2 separate regions of the Mus musculus genome follow, and region 1 is linked to region 2. The links are chromatin loops, found by intact Hi-C in ENCODE. Cell type or tissue: gastrocnemius. All regions are shown on one strand. Each heading gives the region's core, and the rest is flanking DNA. Links, peaks and the distances in the headings are about the cores only. Region 1 overlaps Dnase1l3 (deoxyribonuclease 1-like 3). Region 2 overlaps Pxk (PX domain containing serine/threonine kinase).

Region 1 (2,913 bases), core at 221-2,720, 190 kb before region 2:
CATCGTCCCTGTTTACATAGCAAATTCAAGGCCAGCCTGGGCTACATGCGACCATGTCCTAATATGGAAAAAGGAAGGTGGGGAGCGACCAGGAAATACCTCAGCAGTTAAGAATGCCTGCTGTGTAATCCTGTGGACTAGACCGCTGTGTTTACATAAGAAGCCAGACATTTGCCTCATACCTGTAACGCCAGCAGGGCAGTCAGGAGGATCACTAGGGTTAAGTTTCAGAGAGAGCCTGCCTGAAAGAAATAGGTGTAAAGTCATAGCGGATGATACTCAGCAACCTCTTCTGGCTGTAGGCATGCAGAGTCCCTCACGTATGCTCGCAGACATTCACACAGAAAGACCAAAAAGGGAGAGAGGAAGGATGGAAGGAAGGAGGGACAGAACGAAGGAAGGGCAGGCAGACAGATGGACATTTGTATATTTAATAAACACCCATATGGGACTTGCAGACATTTTTCTAAGCTTGCATCTCCAAGTGAGTATTCATGCACCACATGTGTAACTGAGCACTTTAAATGTCTTTCCCACATTAAGATGTTCTCTGAGTGTAAAAGGCTCCTGGGTTTTTGTTTGTTTGAAGATTTAGGGTGGCAGGAAACGTGAACAAGACCACCAGTAATTCTAAGATTGCAAAGGCAGAGTGTTTAAATCCATCTTCCTGTGAAGGCCTGCAGAGTGAGTGTTTTCAGGCTTGTGAGCCATCTGGTCCCACTCATACAGATGTTCAACTGTGCTGCTGTGTGGCAGAAACAGGCCGGAAGCATTGGAAAGCACTGGGCATAGCTGTGTTCCCATAAACAACAAAAATCAAAACCAAAGGCACATAGGCTAGATTTGACCCCCACACATGGACCGTCGGGCTTCCATTTATAAAATACGTTTTTGGGGTTTTTTTTGTTTACTTTTACTTTTAAAAAATATGGCTGCTAGATCATTTCAGGTTGTGTATTGGCTGGTGGGTGTTTGTTTCAGACACATCTAATCTGATACAACTCAGGGTTGACGACGATGAAGGACGCATGTGAGAACATGTGCGTGTATGTGTGGGACAAACGTGTGAATTTCCACAAGTGACATCTGATGCTATCCACATTCTGTAGTTGAGAAGTCAAACAACTTTCCCAAGGTCACACAGCTAGAGAATACAGAGCCCAGAGCACGAGAGCCTAGAGAGGACTCCCTATGCCCTACTCTTGCATGGAGTCCCGACACAAAGGGCACTGGCTGCTTCCTAGATCGTCATCCTAAATTACCTTGTTATTTTATTTATTTTTATTTTTATGTGCATTGGCGTTTTGCCTGCATGCATGTCTATGTGAGGGTGTCAGACCTTCAAGTTACAGACTCTTGAGAGCTGCCATGTGGGTGCTAGGAATTGAACCTTAATCAGAAGTTCCCAGAAAAGTCACCAGGTGGCGATAGAAGACCATGTATGCTGGTCTTGGCCCAGACTTTCCCTGTTGGAGCTCAACTTGGGTTCCCTCACCCGAGTTAGAGGATGCTCAGGAGAACATGACCTTTGGAGGCACACAGACCTATATTTGATTTTGGCTCTGCTGGCAAAGGCAATTAGGTATCCTGTTAGGACTCTCCTGGGCCCTAGCTGGACTTCCATTCCTAGGTTCATTCCTTTATCAAAAAAAAAAGTTGAAAAATTATATTTTATATCTATGTTGGTTACAAAAAATTAGCATTGTATAATGCATTTTTTTCTTCAACTAGAAATGTATCACTTCTGTGACCCCCTAAAATTATTGTGTTCCCCAGTACACACCCAGAACCTGTGCCTACCTGTGTCTAGTAAACGTCAGCTCTGGGCTCTGTATTCTCTAGCTGTGTGATCTTGGGAAAGTTGTTTGACTTCTCAACTACAGAATGTGAATAACATCAGACATCACTTGTGATCAGAATTCCATGAGATGGTTAAGGCTACAACTTTTTACATCGATATTCTAATTTTATTACATTTATTTATTGGGGGCATGTTTACATGTGGAGAGATCTGAGAATGGCGTGATGGACTTGACCCTTTCCTTCCATCGTGCCCATTCTGGAGATCAAATTCAAGTTGCCAGAGTTGTCAGCGAAGGTCTTTACCCTCTGAGCCATCCCACTGCCCAGGCAACACATTTTTAGGGCACAGCCTAGAGGCTGGGGCTGGGGCCCAGCAAGTAGAGTGCTTGTGTAGCACACACAAAGTGCTTGCTTAGTCCTGTCTGAGCACTGCATGAAACGCTGAGTGGTGGCTGGCATCTATAAGGCTGGCACTCATCCAGTGGGAAGGTGGAAACAGGAGGGTCAGAGTTCAAGGTCATCCTCAGAAAGGAGAGAAGGAAGGGAGGGGGACATAAAAGCAGGAGTTTGTACAACACTCAGTCAGGAAGAGTGAAAATAACTCCTCTGTCTGTCTGAGTTTGGCAGAGTGACAGCTTGCAGAGACCCTCATTTGTATCTCTAACCTGCCACTGGGCAGAGGCAGAAGAGCATTAGTATGGGTCGAAACTTCAGGGTGTCTGGACCCGTTGACTCCCAAGCCAGAGGCATGGAAAGGGCCTTTTGATGTCCAGTCCACCTCCTCCCCATCTCCCTGTTAGTGAGTCCCAAGCCCATTGCCTGGGACCTGGGGTTCCTCTCCTAGCCACATCAGCCAGGGAAATTTTGGTGCTTGGGTGCAGAGGTCAGAGGACCCATCTCTCCAGAACTGTCTCATATATGAGTAGCATACTTTACCATTTGGGGACTGTAAGGTTTCTAGGTATGGTGAACTCCTCCAAAGTCTCAACAGCTTTGCCATCTTCCCCGAAAGACTACGTCATCGCCAGACAATAGAATCTCAGTAAGAGATGAGCCGGGCATTATCTCCTCCAACTTAACCGGGCACTTTTGATTTTATTCCCTTGGCAA
Region 2 (2,913 bases), core at 205-2,704:
CTGGTCTACAAAGTGAGTTCCAGGACAGCCAAGACTATACAGAGAAACCCTGTCTCGAAAAACCAAAAAAAAAAAAAAAAAAGAGTTGTCTTTGGGAGTACCTACAAAAACACCAGTTCTGGAATACTGTCTCATGTCTCTCCTTTTTGAACTAAGATCCTTTTTCGACCATTTGCAAACTAATAAAAACGAGGGGGCAGCGTTTCTGCTCCTCCTCCTCGGTGTCTAAGATGCTGATTCTCCCATTCAGTTTGTTGCTGTCCTCGGAAGAGTTCTTCCAGCTGTATGAAAGGGAGATCTTTGGCAGGGCTGCGCTGAGCTGACAGTACCATACACTTTAATGCTTATGGTATTACCCAAGAACCTCTGAGAATTTTAAAGTGGCTGCCTTTAAATGACTCTAACTAAGCTTCCTGGGGGAAGGGGTGAATTCAAGAGGGCTAGCTCTGATTGACTCTGTCCTTGCTTGCTAAGAAGACTTACTGTACAATGTTCTAGGGAAGGGGCCAGTTTTATGTCGCAAAATGCCAGGTCATGGGGATGATTCTCTTGTTCTGACTTTCTCACCAGATTTTACAAGGAGCTTCCAAATAGACAGAACTCTCATCTGGAGATAACTGTCTGAGCTAACTAGACATTTCTGGAAATCTACTGTTTTCCAATTTTGAGCCATTTTCCATATAACATGGTGTAATTCCCTATCATTTGTATGTGCTGAGGAAGTGGAGAAGATTCTGAGACGTATATCCTTGGTTACCAGGGAGATGCCTGCTTAGCGTTCAAAGCACCTCACTGTATGAGTGGTAGTTCTCTCCCATTCTCACCTTTAGATGCCTTGCTTCATTCATAGTCTAGGGACCCTTGTAGGGGAACTTCCAGGTTGCTTTCTCTGAATGGGAGTGATAGCAGATAATAGCAACGTTACAGAGACTGAGGTAACTCTGAGAATGTGAGAAGAAACTGCAAGTTTTTGTAGCACCCAGTCAGTATGGGAAAGGTTCCATCTGAGGACAGTGGGGTGGCAGGGAGCAGTACTGTGAACTGAGGGGAACACATTTTGAAGCTCAGGCGCAGTGGCTGTCAGGAGAGGCTTCTGAGCCAAAGTAGCAACTCCTTTGTTCCTTTAATGACTTTGCTGACAAAATTACAGAATTATTCACCCCAAAGACCACACTCTGACCTCTACTGGCTGTTACTTGTAATGAATCTCAGAGCATTCGCCTGGTGACTTAGCGTTGTGGGTGCTAAGCCAGGTAAACACAGGAGGTCTGCTGACCTAACATGGATTCAAGGTATGCTTACAGGTGGTCTGGAGTTTACCAGTAACTCTGTAGCCTGGGTTACAGACAGAGGCAGACAGGCTCCAACTGATGTCCCATGCCTCAGAAGTTCTAAATTGTCAGGCACAGTTCAAGCAGACAAAATTTCTCTAAGGCCTGCTAATATTTTCTTCTTTAATCCCATCACTCAGGTAGCAGAGTCACTAGCAGACCTAACTGTGGGAGGAAGAAGCACGCTCCTTGTTCAGGGCTTCTCCTGGGAGAGGTGAGGGGCATGATTTTCAAGCCTTGTAAGGCAGCTAGGTCAGGCCCTGTAGGAGGGACAGCAGCAGCCCGGTGTTGGCCAGTTGAGTTGAGCCATGGGGCTTCTGATGGCTTCAGTTTTAGGTGACCATGGTAACCAGATCGGGTCTTGTTTAGCTGCATTTAGGATTTGGCAGAGGTGGCAGACATATCTAACTGAAGAGATCTTACTAGTGTGAGCCTGGTCTAGCAGCTGAGACCCTCTCTGCGACTGCCTCCTTTGGGACGGTTTGAGATCAATGCTGAATTGTTGGGGCTAACGCTGGTTCCCCGAGTCTGGTGGCAAATGCATTGGTAGAGTGGCATTCTCTCATACTCTGCAGTAAGGCCCTGTTTTTTTGTTCTTTTCATTTTTTTGATGCTTCTTTAGTTTTTAGTGAGAAAATTTCCAATACTTTTCTATTGTTCCATGACTTATAAAGTCAGCCAGCTTTAAAATTCCTTTATCTCAGTACACCTTATGCCATGTGTTACAAGGAACATTCATTCTCTATATTCATAGAGCTGAGTGTTTTCAAATGTCCCAGTTTGCACACATATAAATATTCACTGTCTCGGAATTTGGAGGAGCAGGCAACAGGGCTACTCTGCCTTTATTCCCTTTTGTGTGTGTGTGCATTTGTGTCTTGTGAGAATTCTGGGGAGGTCAGTAGAAGTTGTTGAACCCATGGAGTTACAGGCAGGTAGTAGCCTCCTCATTAAAGTGCCAGAGGTGGAACTCAGATACTCTGGAAGAGTAGTAAGCATTCATAACCTCTGAACCAGCTCGACAAGACTTGTGGGGATTAAGATGGAATCTCATGTAGCCTAGGTTGGCCTCAAACTCTATTGCATTGGCTCTTTTTAGAAAAAGTAGATTTGCAAAAGAGAGTTAAAGCTGCTAAATAAACCTGAAACTTGATTTTGATAATCACATCTAAGTGATATGTATTCTCATTTTTTAAAAGAAATAGCCATCTACTTTTTAAAAGATTTATTTTATGTATATGAGTACACAGTAGCTGTCTTTAGACACACCGAAAGAGGGCATTGGATGATTGGGAGCCACCATGTAGTTGCTGGGAATTGAACTCAGGACCTCTTAACCACTGAGCCATCTCTTCAGCTCCTCCTGTCTCATTTAATCCTCAACTTTCTTCCTGTCCAACGAGAGTGGATTCCATTTTAGAGAAAAACTGAGCCTCTAGTAGATTGAGAACTTGGCCAAAGTCACAGGTGATGCAGCTGCAACAGCCAGGGTTTGAACTTGCTTCTGCCTCTGTTCGTTTTCCCCACTCATTGAGTGCTTGCTTTCTGGGGAATCTCTGTGGCCTGTTTCAGTTAAATGCTG

Evidence for each region. A loop is a pair of places that touch in the nucleus more often than their neighbours do. Peaks named below come from ENCODE experiments on the same cell type or tissue, not always from the same donor. Only the 100,000 strongest peaks of a DNase experiment are listed, where the experiment ranks them.
Region 1: a loop joins it to region 2, with 3 times the contacts of the local background. A loop is called at or near these places in 15 of 42 quality-filtered maps.

What each region holds. Positions count from the first base shown.
Region 1 is chr14:7,963,242-7,966,154 of GRCm38, forward strand. It overlaps Dnase1l3 (deoxyribonuclease 1-like 3), which reads right to left. Exons shown (of 8, transcript NM_007870.3): 8 at 1,946-2,913. Among named protein-coding and RNA genes, the nearest start is that of Gm45521, 7.4 kb to the left of the region's middle. In gastrocnemius, for the core only: a CTCF peak has its summit at 1,419 (motif pointing right); a DNase peak (open chromatin) is centred at 1,419.
Region 2 is chr14:8,155,963-8,158,875 of GRCm38, forward strand. All of the region lies in intron 17 of Pxk (PX domain containing serine/threonine kinase), which reads left to right. Among named protein-coding and RNA genes, the nearest start is that of Pdhb, 16 kb to the right of the region's middle. In gastrocnemius, for the core only: a CTCF peak has its summit at 1,195 (motif pointing left); no DNase peak of the experiment used is centred there.